Regions from separate parts of the Homo sapiens genome. Here region 2 is linked to region 1. A link is an interaction called in ENCODE POLR2A ChIA-PET data of the cell type or tissue named here. Cell type or tissue: A673. All regions are shown on one strand. Links, peaks and the distances in the headings refer to the core of each region. The heading gives the core; the rest is flanking DNA.

The links. ChIA-PET counts read pairs that join two places held together with the same protein. Peaks named below come from ENCODE experiments on the same cell type or tissue, not always from the same donor. Only the 100,000 strongest peaks of a DNase experiment are listed, where the experiment ranks them.
Region 2: POLR2A ChIA-PET joins it to region 1 with 15 read pairs; 4 of 35 experiments call an interaction of 5 or more read pairs at or near these places.

Annotation. Positions count from the first base shown.
Region 1 is chr2:152,600,824-152,609,163 of GRCh38, reverse strand. It overlaps FMNL2 (formin like 2), which reads right to left. Exons shown (of 26, transcript NM_052905.4): 10 at 1,751-1,825. Among named protein-coding and RNA genes, the nearest start is that of PRPF40A, 110 kb to the left of the region's middle. In A673, for the core only: no CTCF peak of the experiment used is centred there; a DNase peak (open chromatin) is centred at 3,273.
Region 2 is chr2:152,534,071-152,542,410 of GRCh38, reverse strand. The region is part of intron 2 of FMNL2 (formin like 2); the gene reads right to left. Among named protein-coding and RNA genes, the nearest start is that of PRPF40A, 180 kb to the left of the region's middle. In A673, for the core only: no CTCF peak of the experiment used is centred there; a DNase peak (open chromatin) is centred at 4,960; H3K4me3 peaks cover 790 bases; H3K27ac peaks cover 1,383 bases.

The DNA of each region.
Region 1 (8,340 bases), core at 209-8,208:
ACCTAGTTTGTGTATGGATAGTACAGGTGTTTTAAAGGGCTTTATATAATTGTAATTTCAGCAGAAACTCAAATGGCAAGGAGGTCTGGCAGGTATCATAAATGAGCAGGCTGGGCTGTGTGTCACGCAAAGGGAATGGTGTGGACTGTGACAAACTAGAGAGGACATCTTTGGACTAAAGCAATAGGGGCTGCTTGGCTCCAGCAGCTGACACTCTGCAGGAACAGGGGCCTAGTGTTCTCAAATATTTTCAGTTTCCAAGCAAATCAGATGTGTATTTTTTATGCATCATGTCCAAATTGTTTAAGTAGGGTCATCACTGTCAGACTGAACTCATAAGCCTGTAGGTTGGCTTTAGCATGAAAGCCTACAGTTTGCAACCTCAACTCTAACAGAATGAATAAGTTCCCCTAAAAAGGCACAAGAAAGAAACTCACATCATGAGACAAGGCACCAATCTCTTTACGTATTTATCACCAGGGCCAGCATCAGCCTTAACTTCTTTAAAAAATCCTAATAACAAGATTTTAAAAGTCAGTGTAAAAATGTCCCTTGTTTCATATATGTGTGTGTATATATATAAAGTATATAGACACATATATATACATATATATGTATATATATAAAGTATATATATATAGACACACACACTTTGAAAAGCAAATAACATGCTTTATGCAACAGAAAATCTTCTCTATAAAGGATTTCATCTTTCTCACTGGTTTTGGAAGGGGCTGAGGGCTAAGACGCATATAAAACTTGAGGACTCCAAACTTTTTTTTTTTTTTTTTCTTTTTTTTTTTCACAAAAAGGGTTAGAAATCTGCAAAGCTATGTTTCATGTTTTATAATCACTGAAGCAATTCAAATGAAAAATTCACTTGGCATCCTAAGCATAGGCTCTGCAAGGTAAGGAGTCATTGGTACGTCTGCTTCAGGTTAGAAGTGATCTGGGAAATTACAGCCCGGTTAGGATCTCCTGGGTCTAGAATTTCCCTAGGGCAACTGGATTGGGTCAACGCCTACAGATCTGGGTGCACTCAAGCGTAAAACTTCTGGAGAAATTCACTATGGTAGATTCTATCTTCCTTCCAGATTAAGATTTACGTGTATGAATGCAGAAGTGCTGCAACTCACTTTGATGTTCTTACCCGAGAATGACAGGACTGCTGTGGAACCGCATGTTCTTGTATGTCACCTAACCTGCCAAGGACAGCCCCAATATGATTATACCCTCACAGAATTACCAAAGCAGGAAAGAGATCAGGGAGGAAAAAAAAAATCACTGCTGCATATTCATTTTGGAGATACATACAGTCAACTCTACAAACCAAAGCACTTTAATTTTTAAGAATATAGTCTGGAGAAGGGCACTGGCAGGGGCCTGCAAAAATAAAAAAGGTCAAGATTGCTTCTACCTTAAGGATTCTTATGCAGCATCATCAACAATTAAACAATGGCAGCATTTGCACCAGGCATGGCTGTTTCCAACTGCACGGCTTCCCCTTTATTTGCTATGATTAGTACTTTTGTCTTTACTATACCGTGTATGTAAGGAATAAAATGGAAATCAAAGAGAAATACAGATTAAGAGGGACATTCTAGATTGGATCTATAGCATATTAATTGCAATTCCCTGTCCTTTGTAATATAAATATGTGTGTGTGTGTGTGTGTGTGTGTGTGTGTGTGTGTATTTAGAAAAAAAGTATTGAAACTGAGTTTGCTTTATTGAATACTGAAATAACTCACCATAAAATCTATGTTATTGTCTTCATTCCTGAAATGTTCCATCAACTTCTCAAAGCGCTGTTTTTCTCCACAAACCTGAAACACACATTTTCATTGTGCATGTGACTTTCTAAACATAAACATTCCAAAATTAGATGCAGAAATTTCAGCTTAATAATGATTTCCAGAATATCTATCTTTTTCTCTCTCATAAACTATTTACTTCCCTTCTAAGCTAGTTAACTCACAAACAGCCATATGAGCTGCAACCAAAAGCTGATCTTGGTTTCCTTTCCAGATTCTCTTGATATTTTGAAATCCATATCAAATGTGTTTTTCTTTCATTGGTTGCCTTTGCAGTCTCACGAATTTTTTAGCATACATTTGGAATCCAAGAATGCAGTCATGGTAAAAAAAAAAAAAAAAAACAAAAAAAAAAAACGACCATAGCTTCCTTTTGTAAAAAGGAAAAAAGACATGCAAAAAGATATGAGTATTTAAATTCTTTAAAAGGCACATTTAAAATGTTCATATGTATAACTGAATCAAAAAATCTCAGTGCATAAACTACAATACAGAAATAGACACCGTGGAAGCTATATTAACCCATTTAAGGTGAGTATAGAAATCTGCAGTAATTTGTGAAGTAGCATCCCAGAATCCTGAAACATATGCATTCAGCTAATTAATGTTTTCATTGATCAGATGAAACAAACATAAAATACTGGTAACTCCAGGGCCCAAAGGTATTTGCATATACATGAAATAAAATACATGGAGCTAAAAAAAAAAAAAAAAAAAAAAAGAGTCAAAAAAGATTTCTATCAAATGACTCTCTGGGGACTTTTTTTCTTTCTTTTTTTTAAATTTTAGATTCCAAGCTGGAATGTGGTAGCACAATGATAGCTCACTACAGTCTCAACCTCCTGGGCTCAGGCAATCCTCCTGCCTCAGCTTCCCAAGTAGCTGGGACTACAAGCAGGCACCACCATACCCAGCTCTGAAGACTTATTTTTAAAGTCAAAGGACAAACTTTAATTCTGTCAATGTCCTTGGTTGACTTTTTTGGGGCAAAGTCCTATACCCACTGGTTTATTCATTTCACCTTCAGAAAATATTTCTCCAAACCACTCCTGACTATTTGCTGCATTAGTAAGACACAGTCCCTTGGTTAACATTTTGCTAATTTAATCCAGGTTTCACATGCTAAACTCCAAATTTTCTGATTCCATTTGTGATCTTAGGGATAACTCAGGTCAATCCTCAAAAATTCTTCTAAAATGTTATTTCATAATGCAGCCATTTAATTCAGTCGTGTGAAACTCCAAGTGAATATATATATATTTTGGTGAAGAGAAATTCCCACGAAGGCAGGAATTCTGTTTAGTTCACTACATAGCATCTACATCAATGCTTAGTACATTGTAAGTTCCCAATCGTATTTGTTAAATTGCACTGAATAGAAGATAAATGAGTAATTATGTTAAAATTCACTTCACAAAACGATGAATGACTTCCTGTTCTCCATGATGAAGCATTAAACCATGGTAGACAGGCACCACCGGGGGTAAATCCTTAGTGGTGGCCATCTCTAAACCATACGCTGGGAACGTTAAAGTGAACAGCCTTCAGCCTCTGAGGGCCTCCTAGTCTCAAAGCAGTATTTCCAACAGATTCAGACCACCATTTACTGCATTTTCATGACAACTCTCCGTGAAAATTTATTTATACCTGACTTAACAAAAAATAATTTCAGAATGCAGAGGGACAGTGCATGGAAGGTAGAGTCTAAAGTAAAGTCTTTAAAATTGGCCTAACATGGTGGCTCACACCTGTAATCCCAGGGCTTTGAGAGGCCAAAGCGGGAGGATCGCTTGAGCCCCAGAGTTCAAGACTGGCCTGGGCAAAATAATGAAACCATGTCTGTACTGAAAATAAAAATTAAAAAATCAGACAGGTGCAGTGGCACGCACCTGTAGTCCCAGCTACTCAGGAGACTGAGGTGGGAGGATACTTTGAGTCCATGAGGTCGAGGCTGCAGTGAGCCATGATCATGCCATACACCAGCCTGGGCAACAGAGCAAGACCCTGTCTCAAAAATACACACACACACACGCACACACACACGCACACGCACAGACGCACACACATGACCAGTCCCACACTGGAGAGTCTGATTCAATTGGCCCAGGTGGTGCTGGGGGGACACGGGCATGCACAATTTTAAAAGCACTATGGATCATTTTGATGCTCCACAATGGCTGACAACCAGAGATTTAAGGGGTTACCATGTTCTGCCCCCCTCCTCAGCTGGCCCCCCTAGACAATCTACAGCAAGTTCCTGGAAATGAAAGGTTTGTTGAAGGGGGTGAGGCAGTACAGGCCCAGCTCCCTAGACTATGACATCAGTCACATCTTACGCCCAAAGAGACAAGCATCTCTTGCCTGCAAAAAGGGATCTGTGGGTAAAAAACCCTGAGGTTTTATACGAAAGGTCAGAACTGCAATGTGAATTTTCTTTAGCAGAAACCCCAATACAGGCTGGGCACGGTGGTTCTCGCCTGTAATCCCAGCACTTTGGGAGGACGAGGTGGGCAGATAACATGAGGTCAGGAGTTTGAGACCAGCCTGGCCAACATGGTAAAACCCCGTCTGTACTAAAAATACAAAAATTAGCCAGGAGTGGTGGCATGCACCTGTAATCCCAGCTACTTGGGAGGCTGTGGAAGGAGAATTGCTTGAACCCAGAAGGCAGAGGTTGCAGTGAGCCGAGATCATACCACTGCATTCCAGCCTGGGCGACAAAGTGAGACTCTGTCTCAAAAAAAAAACAGTGTACTTTGGTCTTGTTGTGGGTGATTGGTAGTGGCAGTAACAGAAGAGGAAAAGAGGCCATCCTGAATTCGGGGAGAGCTACCAGCTCTCCTGAGAAGCAGACCGTGATTCATGTTTGGTTGAGGGGCTAGGCACACGCTAAACTAAATGAGGCAACAGCTGTTCGTGAACAGTGACAACAAAAGCAATTCCTAGGGAGGCAAAGCTCTTCGAAGAATGTTAGAAAGCTGAAAAATGCCTTTTGCATAATCTGATGCTCTCAATTTATGAATTAGACCTACACAGAGATTAGACTTCTCTAACCTGATGAAAGGTTGAGAGAGTGGCAGAACCAAGGCTAGAACCAGGTCCCCGATGGCCAGCCTGAGGTTCCTTCTCCCACATAGCCCAGAATGCCCATATAAACATATTCCATTAAAGAAGGTAGTTAAGGCATTCCAGCAGTATCTGAGACACACAGAGATGAAAAACATTATCACTAAAAGACATAGTCATTATACCATGCATACTTTGACATCCCTGCACCAGAAACTTCCATGGAACCTCGAAAAATGATAGATTCCTAGAGTCTATATTGAGACATACTGAATAAGAATCTCCCCAGATGGGCCTAGAAATCTGTGAATACTTGTGGTTGTTGGACCAGCATCTGGGAACCAATGGCTCATATGATATCACACTGGCTGATTAAACCCTCAGTCTTTCTGATTACCAATTATAAACTGATTAACTAGATCATTAAATCTCCAGCTCATTCAACTTCTAACTGAGCAACACAAACACAGTTACTATAATTGGATATCATAGGAATGCCGCAGGAATGGACCCACTGCCCCTGCATAAGTGCAATGAATAATAAGGTAACCCAAAAATAATCAAGGGGTGCATGTTGGGTCTTAGAAAAAAAAGGTTTTGAATGGCTGGAAAAGCACATGTGGACGGCAACAAACTACTCATAGCCTGTTACTTTAAAAGATGGCATCAAATATAGAACAAGCAACACTAGATTTCATGGTGGATAAGGATCCCAAAAAACACATCACTAGCCTGGCAGATAGACCTGAAGTAGATGTTAAGAAGAGCCTTGAATATATGTGTTTCTTTAGAGAGCCCTCATTCTGTCAACAGACAAATCCCTACTGAGAACATGTGCGTTACAAAACAGAGAAATACCTCTAATCTTAAAAAAAAAAAAAAAAACAGACTTAAATATCTTCTTATTTACAGCTGCTATGAACTTGGCGAAAATAACCCAAATGCACAAAATGACATTATGAATACAAATGCCGGCTTTGGGAAACCTTGAAAGCAACAGAGTGACCACTCTCCATGGTAAGGACTAGAAGGACCCCTACTACCACAGCTCCACCAGACCCAAGGCTGCTTTGCTGCCAATCTCAACTAATGAACTCAGGGTTGTGTTTCCTGACACATTCCACAGGCACAGCAAGGATTCCAGAGCCCCACTTTGTTTCTGAGGAAGGAAAGGAAGCATGCAGGCCAGATTCACATTTGTTTCTCCATTACTTTAGCAATCATTAAACAAGTGTACACTACAATCCCACAGGAAACAGGAAGATATGTTTGGGGAAGGTTGGTAAAAGTTGTGTCCCACATCAAAGGAAAGTTGTCTTCGTTCATACTGCTCACATCTGGAGCACCCCCACGCACTGGGTGAAACAGGACCATCATGGTGGAACATGCTCTCTCCTTTGCGGTGGCCTCTTTAGAAAATCGGTGAGGATGAAAGGAACGAGACACTAATTTTCAGTTATTTTCAGAATCCATGCATTGGCCTGCATGGGAATGAACTCGAGCGCTTCATCAAAACGTTTCTAAGAGCCAGGAGCATATTTGCACGTGTACATCATTACACATTCTATATTGATGGGCATCACTTCCATCTGCCCACAAAGGCCAGATAATACACGGTGCAAAAACTTTTTAATAAAAAAGCTATATTCTTGCAGCTGAAACGTGTCATTCTTGACTTTTATATTCACTGGTATATCTCGTTCTCCCACCAGCTTTGATACCAGTTTCCAAATCAATAACATGTACTCTATTAAGTGGGGTGGGGAGAAAGTTTAAGAGCTACAGAAAAACTGAGCCGAGCAGAGCGGCAAGGAGCCCTTCTGTGCACTGGACTGCCCTATCAGGAATTAGACTACTACTGCTAGCAGCTGGGGCTACCAGCAATTAAGTAAACCAGCAGACAAATAAAAGTATATGCCCTGGAAAAGTATGTACCCTACTGAAAACCAAGAGGCATCTTCATTATAAATCATCTATAAACCGGCTGCAAGTGAATAAATTCACGATCCCAGTTAATGTAAAAATGATCAGGCTCCAATCCTGGACCAGAGACTTCAGTCTGCTAACACAGCCACCTATCTGCCCATCCCTGTGGGGTCCTGCCTAATACAACTGCCTCTCTTTGCACCTTCAAGCTCTAAGACTGATGGGGGTAAAGGGCTATAAGGGTAGAAATGGGACTATGTGGCACATTAGACAAGACTGTAAAACCTGGGTTATAAGTCACAGTTCAGCCACTACCCTGTTGTTAGCTTGGACCATTCAGCAAACAACCCTGGACTTCAGTTTTCACATCTATCAAGTTGAGAGCCTTAGGCCAGGTGCAGTGGCTCACACCTGTACTCCCAGCACTTTGGGAGGCCGAGACAGGTGGATCACCTGAGGTCAGGAGTTTGAGACCAGCCTGGCCAACAGGGTGAAACCCCGTTTCTACTAGAAATACAAAAATTAATTGGGCATGGTGGCGGGCGCCTGTAATCCCACGTATTAGGAAGGCTGAGGCAGGAGAATCACTTGAACCTGGGAGGTGAAGGTTCCAGTGAGCCAAGGTCACACCATTGCACTCTAGCCTGGGTGACAGAGTGAGACTCTGTCTCAAAAAAAAAAAAAAAAGAAAGAAAAGAAAAGAAAAGAGAGCCTTAGATAATACTACTGGTTTGCAAGCCATACTTTAAGAAAGCAATCGGCCGGCGCGGTGGCTCATGCCTGTAATCCCAGCACTTTGGGAGGCCAAGGTGGGCGGATTGCCTGAGGTCAGGAGTTCGAGACTAGCCTGGCCAAGGTAGTGAAAACCAGTCTCTACTAAAAATGCAAAAATTAGCTGGGCGTCGTGGCAGGCGCCTGTAATCCCAGCTATTCAGGAGGCTGAGGTAGGAGAATTGCTTGAACCTGGGGGATGGAGGTTGCAGTTAGCCGAGATCGTGCCACTGCACTCCAGCCTGGGTGACAGAGCGAGACTCCATCTCAAAAAAAAAAAAAAAGAAAAAAGAAAAGAAAAGAAAGAAAGCCATCAGGGTTACAGAGGAAATAAAGGAGAAGAAACTATATGGGTTACAGAGCTTTGGGAGTAAGGGGGAATTCCAAGTCAGGGGCTTGGCCGAGAAAGGGAAAGCCTAAGTAAGGTTCTTGAGAATTCTACCCTCACTATCCAGATCTTCTTTCTTATACTTACTTAGTTGTCTGATAAGATTGCTTTTGAGGGGAAAAAAAGGTTTCATTGCAAATAAAAAATTTGAAAAAAATTCTCTCCCTCAGTATTCTTGAACGTCTAAAATTCTCATCTAGCATGGCAATAGAACATGATATGGCCAAGCTGACTGGCATGGAAGCTCCACAGAAACAAATTCAGAGGAATGCACTTGGCTGTGCTGGCCCTGAATACCAAACATAAAGGTCAAACCACTCTCTTGCCCCATCTGGTTCACTCCTGATTGTGAAGCTATGAAATCCCATACCCTGCA
Region 2 (8,340 bases), core at 114-8,113, 67 kb after region 1:
TGGTGTTTTGCCCAACCTGTTTCAGGTCCTCCTTCAGCAGGTCTTCAATCTTTTGCATATTCTTTTGAATATCTTCAATGTTGGCAAATCTTTCTCTTTTGGATATTTATTTTATCTTTGAAAATAACAAAAGATTTGACTCAAACTGATAAAGCTAATTTTTTTCAAATATGAGCAACGAGTCAATTGCTGGAATGTGGGAGTGTTATGTTTGCATGGGTACACATGTGTGTGCCGACATGAATGGATTCCAACCTGGAAGATCCAAAAGTATCCTGAGCAAAGGCAGTCACTGGAATAAGCATAAACATACACAATATACAGTCCAAGGTGATATCTGAATGTAGGTCAGAGGTGGGGCCCAAGAATCAACATTTCTAACACGTTTTATGCTAATGCTGCCAAAAGAGGAACCATACTTTGAAAAATTCATGCCACGTGTATCAGGTTTTATAGACCCTAATGTCCAAAGCAGAACAGGCAACAGTAAAAACCTGGGTAGAAGCCACATGTCCACAAACCATAAAATGAACCAGTACTTATATTTACGTTCATACAATGGTATACTAGATTACAATGAAAACAAGCCATGTACTGCATGCTCCTATGAATGGATCTCACAAACCTGATGCTGAGCCAAGAAGAACACCTGATTTCATTTCTTCACACTTATAAAATAGGTGACATTAAACTTTAATGGTTACAGATACACACTCAAGGGGTAACACTATACATATAGATATATGGTTTTATATTGTGTGTATATATGCGTACTTGGAGATGATCAGCCTGAAAGTCATGGTTGGAGGACTGAAGTGGGGAAAGTCATAATCAAAGGGGGAAATATGGCACATTCCTAAGAGGCCAGCAGTTCTATTTCTTGATCTGAGTAGCAGTTACAAAGGTGCTGGCTTTATACTACTTACTATGCTGGTTCTCGGGCTTAACTACCTTTTCTATATAGATGCTATATTTCTCACAAAAAAAAGTTTAAATCAGCTCTAAAGGAAAAATAAAGATTCATCAAGAAATGAGGACAAGCCTGGGTAACATGGTGAAACCCCATCTCTACAAAAAATACAAAAAATTAGCTGGGTGTGGTGGCACATGCCTGTAGTCCCAGCTATCCAGGAGACTGAGGTGGAAGAACCACCTGAGCCTGGGAGGTTAAGGCTGCAGTGAGCCCTGATCGTGCCACTGCACTCCAGCCTGGGTAACAGAGCGAGACCCTGTCTAAAACAAAAAAAAGAAAAGAAAAGAAAAAAAGAAATGAGGATAATCTTTATCATGTTCTTTTCTACGTACAACCCAAAAGGTATTTTCTTACTTTAATTCTTTATAATCTGATTATCACTTACTCCACAACGGAATTTTTTGGTATTTCACTCTGACAATTGGCCAGCATGTGCATGCATTTGTTTATCCCATAGAAACTTGTATTTCTCCAACACAGGGAACCACAACATTCTGCATGGTCCACTGAAGCCTTGCTTGCTTGTAGATTTTAAAATGCTAAAGGCCACTGTAATAATACTGAAAAGATAATCTTATTATTATTATTAATTTTTAATTATACTTTAAGTTTTAGGGTACATGTGCACATTGTGCAGGTTAGTTACATATGTATACGTGTGCCATGCTGGTGCGCTGCACCCACTAACTCGTCATCTAGCATTAGGTATATCTCCCAATGCTATCCCTCCCCCCTCCCCCCACCCCACCACAGTCCCCAGAGTGTGATATTCCCCTTCCTGTGTCCATGTGATCTCATTGTTCAATTCCCACCTATGAGATAATCTTATTATTTAAAATCTATATTTGTTATTGTTTATCCTTGAAAATAGGGGGAATGGTTTGTAGTAGGACACCTATTAATATTTTCCCTTTATTTAAAAATAATCAGGGTGAATTTTGTAGTATATGAACTCTATCTCAATCAAGCTGCTTTTAAAAAAAGAACAGCACACTTTTTCTAATTATTCCTTCAAATGTTCTATCTCGAGAGCAATTTCTAAGTAATCACAACTATTCAACATCTCTAGTGCCATCACTGTGTCTGTGTATAAACTACTTTTTTTAAATCACCATCACCTCACCAAGGAATCAGAGGGGATCCTATTGCCATGGGGATTTAGCAGTAGTCCAGCTGAGGGCTAAAATAATCACAAGAAGCTCAGAAAAATGAACTGATGAGCTATCTAGAAGCCAGTCATTATTTCCAACCTCATGTATGACAACAGCTGATGCCAAACACATATCAGAATATAAATAAATATTATCCTTTTAAATAATATAATTCCAATTATTCAAAAAAAATTTTTTTGAGAGAGTCTCACTCTGTCACCCAGGCTGGAATGCAGTGGCACAATCACAGCTCACTGCAGCCTCGACTTCCCAGGTTCAAGCAATCCTCCTAATTCCACCTCCTAAGAAGTTGGATCTATAGGTGCAGGCAACCACGCCCAGCTAATTTTCTAAAGACAAGGTCTCACCATGTTGCCCAGGCTGGTATTGAACTCCTGGGCTCAATTTTATTTTTACAATAATAAAATTTGGTGGAGTAGCACATGTAACGCAGTAGCATTCACTCATTTAGTGAGCCCTATCTTTGACAGTCAGTAAAGGCAGCTTTTTTTCATTTCCTATTTGGGACTGTGGCGACTCAGAAGGCTTACTCAAATACATACATTTGCTGGTCCTGTTGACTGGACTATATTTCCTTAGGACTTGAAATTATGAACAAGGTCTACATGTAATAAACTCACACTTTTTCAAATATGCTTATTTAGCATTTGTCGTTGTATTCCACATATTCTTCATTTGTTTGAGCAGCTTACTGATGTATTAAGAAAGAGAAAATAAGGAAGCCTCATGCTTTAAAACACAGTTGGTCCACATTGCATCCACTTCTAAGAAAACTCAGGTGGGGCCATTTGCCTTGGCATAGTCTGCCCATCTCCTCTTTCTACCTCCACTGCTGCCATGGAACCCGTGAAAAAGCTTGTGGCAAATGGGGAGAAGGAAGACAGAAAAAGAAGGTTCTGAAGTTCACTCTTGATTCCACCCACCCTCTAGAAGATGGAGTCATGGAAGCTGCCAATTTTGAGTGCTTTTTGCAAGAGGATCAAAATGAACAGAAAAGCTGGGAATCTCAATGGAGGGGTGGTAACTATCAAAAGGAGCAAGATCACCAAGACTTTGGAGGTGCCTTTTCAATTCATTTTGATAGCTCATCATGACTAAAGAATAACATTTCTACACAGTGCAACTCAAGTTGGTAACTTAATAAAGGTACTTATATCATTGATGTCAAGCAAGCAGGCAACGAGGTCCTGAAAATAACATGGGATATGAAGCAGTTTTAAAAGTGTGGGTAATGGAAGACTGCCAACCAAAGCAGTTTCGACTTTTAATACAATATCTAAAATTCTAATATTTAGAGGGAAAAATATATTAATTCAAATAAATAGGATGCCCATAATCCATCTGAAGTCCTTCAAAATAAATGTGTTTGGCAAGGTGCTGAAATTTTCTTATGTATTTTCCCAATGTTTCTGTTGTTCAAATTGGCCACATTGAAACAGAGAGAAAAGGTTTGGCAAATCAGGTGCTGAATTTATAACTCAAACAGTGGTTCCTTTAGATATTAGACAGGCAACCCCAAGTTTTACAAAAACAGTTGGGGCTTTGTATTCTTCCTCCATAACACTTTTATTTGGGTCCCTGGATGTAGGCCGAGTTTTCTTTTCTCTTCTCCCTCTCCCTCTCTCCTTCTTTCATGGTTCCCATGAAAGTTTTATATGAGTTTTATTTAAGAACTCATAAAAATACAGCTGGGTGCAGTGGCTCACGCCTGTAATCCCAGCACTTTGGGAGGCTGAGGCAGGTGGATCACCTGTGGTCAGGAGATTGAGACCAGCCTGGCCAACGTGGTGAAACCCCACCTCTACTAAAAATACAAAAATTAGTCAGGCGTGGTGGCGCGTGCCTGTAATCCCAGCTACTTGGGAGGCTGAGACAGGAGGATTACTTGAACCCAGGAGGTGGGGCTTGCAGTGAACTGAGATCATGCCACTGCAGTCCAGTCTGGGCGACAGAGTCTCCATCTCAAAAAACAAACAAACAAAAAAAAAAAACCTCATATAAAATATTCCAGATAATGAATTTTAATCCTCCTCTTCCTCTTCCCTGAACTGGTTAATTTAGAAGTAATGTAATTCGTAACTCCTTGCCTTTAGCAGCTACGTGCAATCCATCATGTAGATGATTCTTCAAATATCTTTTAGTGAGATATTTCAAATACAATTAACTTTTCATGTGGGGCAGTACTTTTTGTTTCTCTGATTTTTAACTTATCTTTCAGTGATACTTCACAGTTTATCACATTCTTTAGACCTCTTAGCTCACTCAAGCTTCTATATCTGGCAAGTAGATATTATCTCCATTTTGCAGATGAGGGAACTGAGGCTTAAAGATTAAATGACTTACCTGAAATCATATACTGTGTGTGTGTGTGTGTATGTGTAAGGTCTCTGATGTATTTTCCCAATGTTTCTGTTGTTCAAACACAGTTTTCTGACTTTTTCTGATGCTTGTTCATTTTACTACACTATAATAAGCATGCTCATCTTGAATTTAATAGTATAAACATTTTTTAAAGGGTGGAAACATGTTCTATTCTTCATTGAGTCCCAGTATGTAAAAGAATACTTGGCACACAGTTGATCTTCAACAATGTTCAAAGAATTAAACTTTTTAAAAATGTCACATACAAGTCACTTCTTTCATAAATTAAGGGTAACTTTTAAATGTAAAAGTAAACAAAGAGACTATAAGCACACTCTACAGGATGTACCCCAGCAGGTTCAGTAGACATAAGTTAGTCAAGCTCACGTCAGAGCCAAAGAACATTTGCTGATGAGCCGCAGCTGTGTCTCTCGTAGATCTAAAGCCGTCTAATGCCTTTCATAACCATACGTTTCCTCATTAACCCAATCCCCTAAGGCGTATGTTAGCTTCCTCTTTCCCTACTGGTTGCCTGGAACGTTAGGCTGCCTATACACATACCTGCCTTGCAGACAAGGAAAAAACAAAACACTTATTGGACTCCACTTAATGACCAAGTCTACTGCAACCCAAGGTGGGAAACTAGACCATTGTGAAAAGAACTAAGTGACGGGCTGTGACAGGGGTGTAGTAAATTAATTAGGTAAGTCACAGCAAACAGAATTCATCAGCTATGCTACAACATAGCCTTTTCTACTAGACACAGGCAGGCAGACTTAAGTTCTTTCTAACAAGCTGAACTGTTTCTTTGGTTCGTCCTCTCCCTACATGTCCTCCTCCTCTTTCTCCACTTAAATCTAATAGAGTTTGTCATTGAAAGCCTTTCTGTGTAAAGGTTTGAAATTTGGACATTCCACTCATCTAGCTTAGCATTTCTGATCTTTTACATCCTCTCTATCCAATTACATGAGAAATTAATTGGGGTTAATTTGGTGTGAGCTAGACTCAGAACAAGCATGTTATAAGCATTTCCGCTCCATAAATCACATTTGGATACACAATCAAACAAGAATTCCATTCCAGTTTATCTTATACCTTCATATTCTGAGGCTTAAGGAAAGAAATTATAACATGACATCTGAAAATAGAAATCTCAGGGGATGAATGGCTCTCAGGGCACACACTGTTGAGTTTCTCTCCCGTTTGGTATAGCCACACAGTCACTGGCTCTATTTCAGTGGTGTATTAGCAGAGCTACATAAACTGCTTGAACATCCTCAGGGATGAATTAGATGTCACCATCATTATGTGAGTATTAATGTTTTATTATCTTGATCCTAAAATAATTCATTTTAGATAGTAACAATTTAAAGGGCGTTGTTTTTGTTCACATAATGTCACTACACTTGAATGTTTTCTTCCTGGAAGCTGGAAGTAGTTGGGCATCCTTTCCAAAGGCTGAGTAGGCAAACTGCAGTCTCTAAATGAGCCAATATTACAACCAGCACTATTGCTATTAGTAAGTACTAATTTGTAAGATTTAGCTTAGTGCTAAGTACTCTTCAGAGTTAAGCTGACAGACATAATTCATATCCTCAAGGGTTTTACCCTCTAAAATAGATAATGCTGACACAAGTAACAGGGAGAGGAAAAGATGAAAATAAAATGTTGCAATAATATTGTATATGGACAGAAATGATTTATCCAACACGGAAGAGGCCAAGAACAGTGCACCTGCGTGGTGCAGGGTGGGCTAGAAGAGGGGAGAGGGTTGCCAAGACCAATCAGCATCCCTAAACAGGAGGGCCTGAGGTAAGCCCTAACACCTTGCCCTCCCAGGGCTAACCATTTATACAAATAAAAAATGATTTACACAAATAGACCTGGATTCCCAAAGAACTGAGAGAACCAAAGTCCCCAAAAGAATGCATGCTCATTGTTTCCCCCAAAATAAAAATTCTGAAATTTCAGAGTAGCTGGCGGACTTCCCCATCTACAGAAAGTATGCGTATGAGCATGTTGGGGATGGTGAGATAGGAGAGGACAATTGACAGAAAATGAAAAAGTATTAAGTCTCTGCCTACTGACTATAATAGATGGCCAAGAAGGCAAGTTCAGATGAGATTCTAATTTGTATAATGACTACCAGAGGAAGCTAGTGCCAGCTGGGCTACTATTTAGAGGGATCCCAGTGGTCATTATTGGATGAAAACATCTTGCTAAACAAGCCCCTGCCTCTGAACATTTTAAATCTTACTAACATGTTTGGATCCCCTGTTTCCAGGCACTAACACGAAAACTTTAAAAAAGGCTTTTTACTCTTTCACCTATCCAGAACACATTACAGAAGACACTGTAAAAAGCACAAAAAGAAATAAATTCAATTGCAAAGTATTAAATCTCATCTCTGAGATGCAACAGACATAGTTGTAATACAAAGTAGAATATGATAAGAGCCATATGTGATCCTCTCAAAGTTCAAAGAAAGGTGAGGCTCTTCCCAACTGAGATGATCAAAGGAACCTCCCTGGAGAAAGTGGCTTTTGAATTGAATTTTGGAAGGCAGGCAGTGCACAGATATCCTGGGACAGTATAAGAGGCAGGAGACAGAGGAGTTTTCCAGATCAGGAACATGGGAACAAAAGCAGAGAAAGGAGGGATATGTGGTAGTAACTTCAAGAGGTTTAGCTGAGTTCTAGTAATCCAGTTTATGAAAATTGCACAAAGGATCTAAATGGTAAGTCAGAACAAACGACAGTGGATGTCAAATAATAGGTTAGGAATACAGGACAGACAACAAGGAGTCTTGAATAGTGAAAACGTGCATGATTAATACTGTGTACCTCTTTCCTCCGTTCCCAACTTTTAAAGTTGGCCATTTCTGCGCTAGACTGGACTTGAAAATCAGCACGACAGATTCATTCCACAGCCATAGTTTCTTGGAGAGCCTCAAAACATTCTTCAGCTCTGAATATGAAATCATTTTGCTAGTTGAAGAGGAAAGGACAACTTTCCAAGTGTTCCATTACAGCTCTCAGACTGAAAATAACCTCTGATGAGACTTTTCCAAATGCTTTCTTTTATTTAGACTAGCGAGAATTTATTCTAGTTCAATGAGTCTTTCCTGACCAAAACATCCTATAACTCATTTTCTAATACGTAATATTGAGTAGGTTTCTTTAATCCTACTCCTCTTACTTAGGAATGCCTTTCAAACAAAAAGAAAGTACAGATGATCTTTCAGAGTCCCCAGAGATGGTCATGTATCATACAAATAAAACATTAGGGGTTGGGAGAGAACAGAGTTCAAAATCTGATCAGGAAAAAAAAAAAAAAAAAAGACAAAATAAGCCTTAAGAGTTCTTGTAGAAACCATTAGGCAATTCAAGAGCACTAATATTTTCAATTACTCAAGAATTTTTTTAAATTACAAGCTCCGATTTTAAGAATTGCTTTTCTGACTACAGTTAAATTAATTGGCTTATCTGAAACTCCATTGGCCTCAATTCAAACAGTGTACAAATTGTGGGTATAATTATCATAACTTCAATAGGTGCTAGCTGAATCAAACTGAACTGGAATATTCACTGAGGCGGTTTTATTGTCAGTGAAACTTTAAAGCAAGTAGCATGGGAGGAGCTAAAGAAGCTGCTTTCCACTAAAATCAATAAGTGGTGCGAAGGGTCTGATACATGCAAAGAAAGCATGCTTGTGAACATAATAATTGAAAATAAGAGAAATTCATCAGATCTTAATCATCCTACCCTTACCACTTGCTTTTATTTAATTTAGGCACAGATTTAAACATAAGAACCAAGCTCAAAACACTCAACT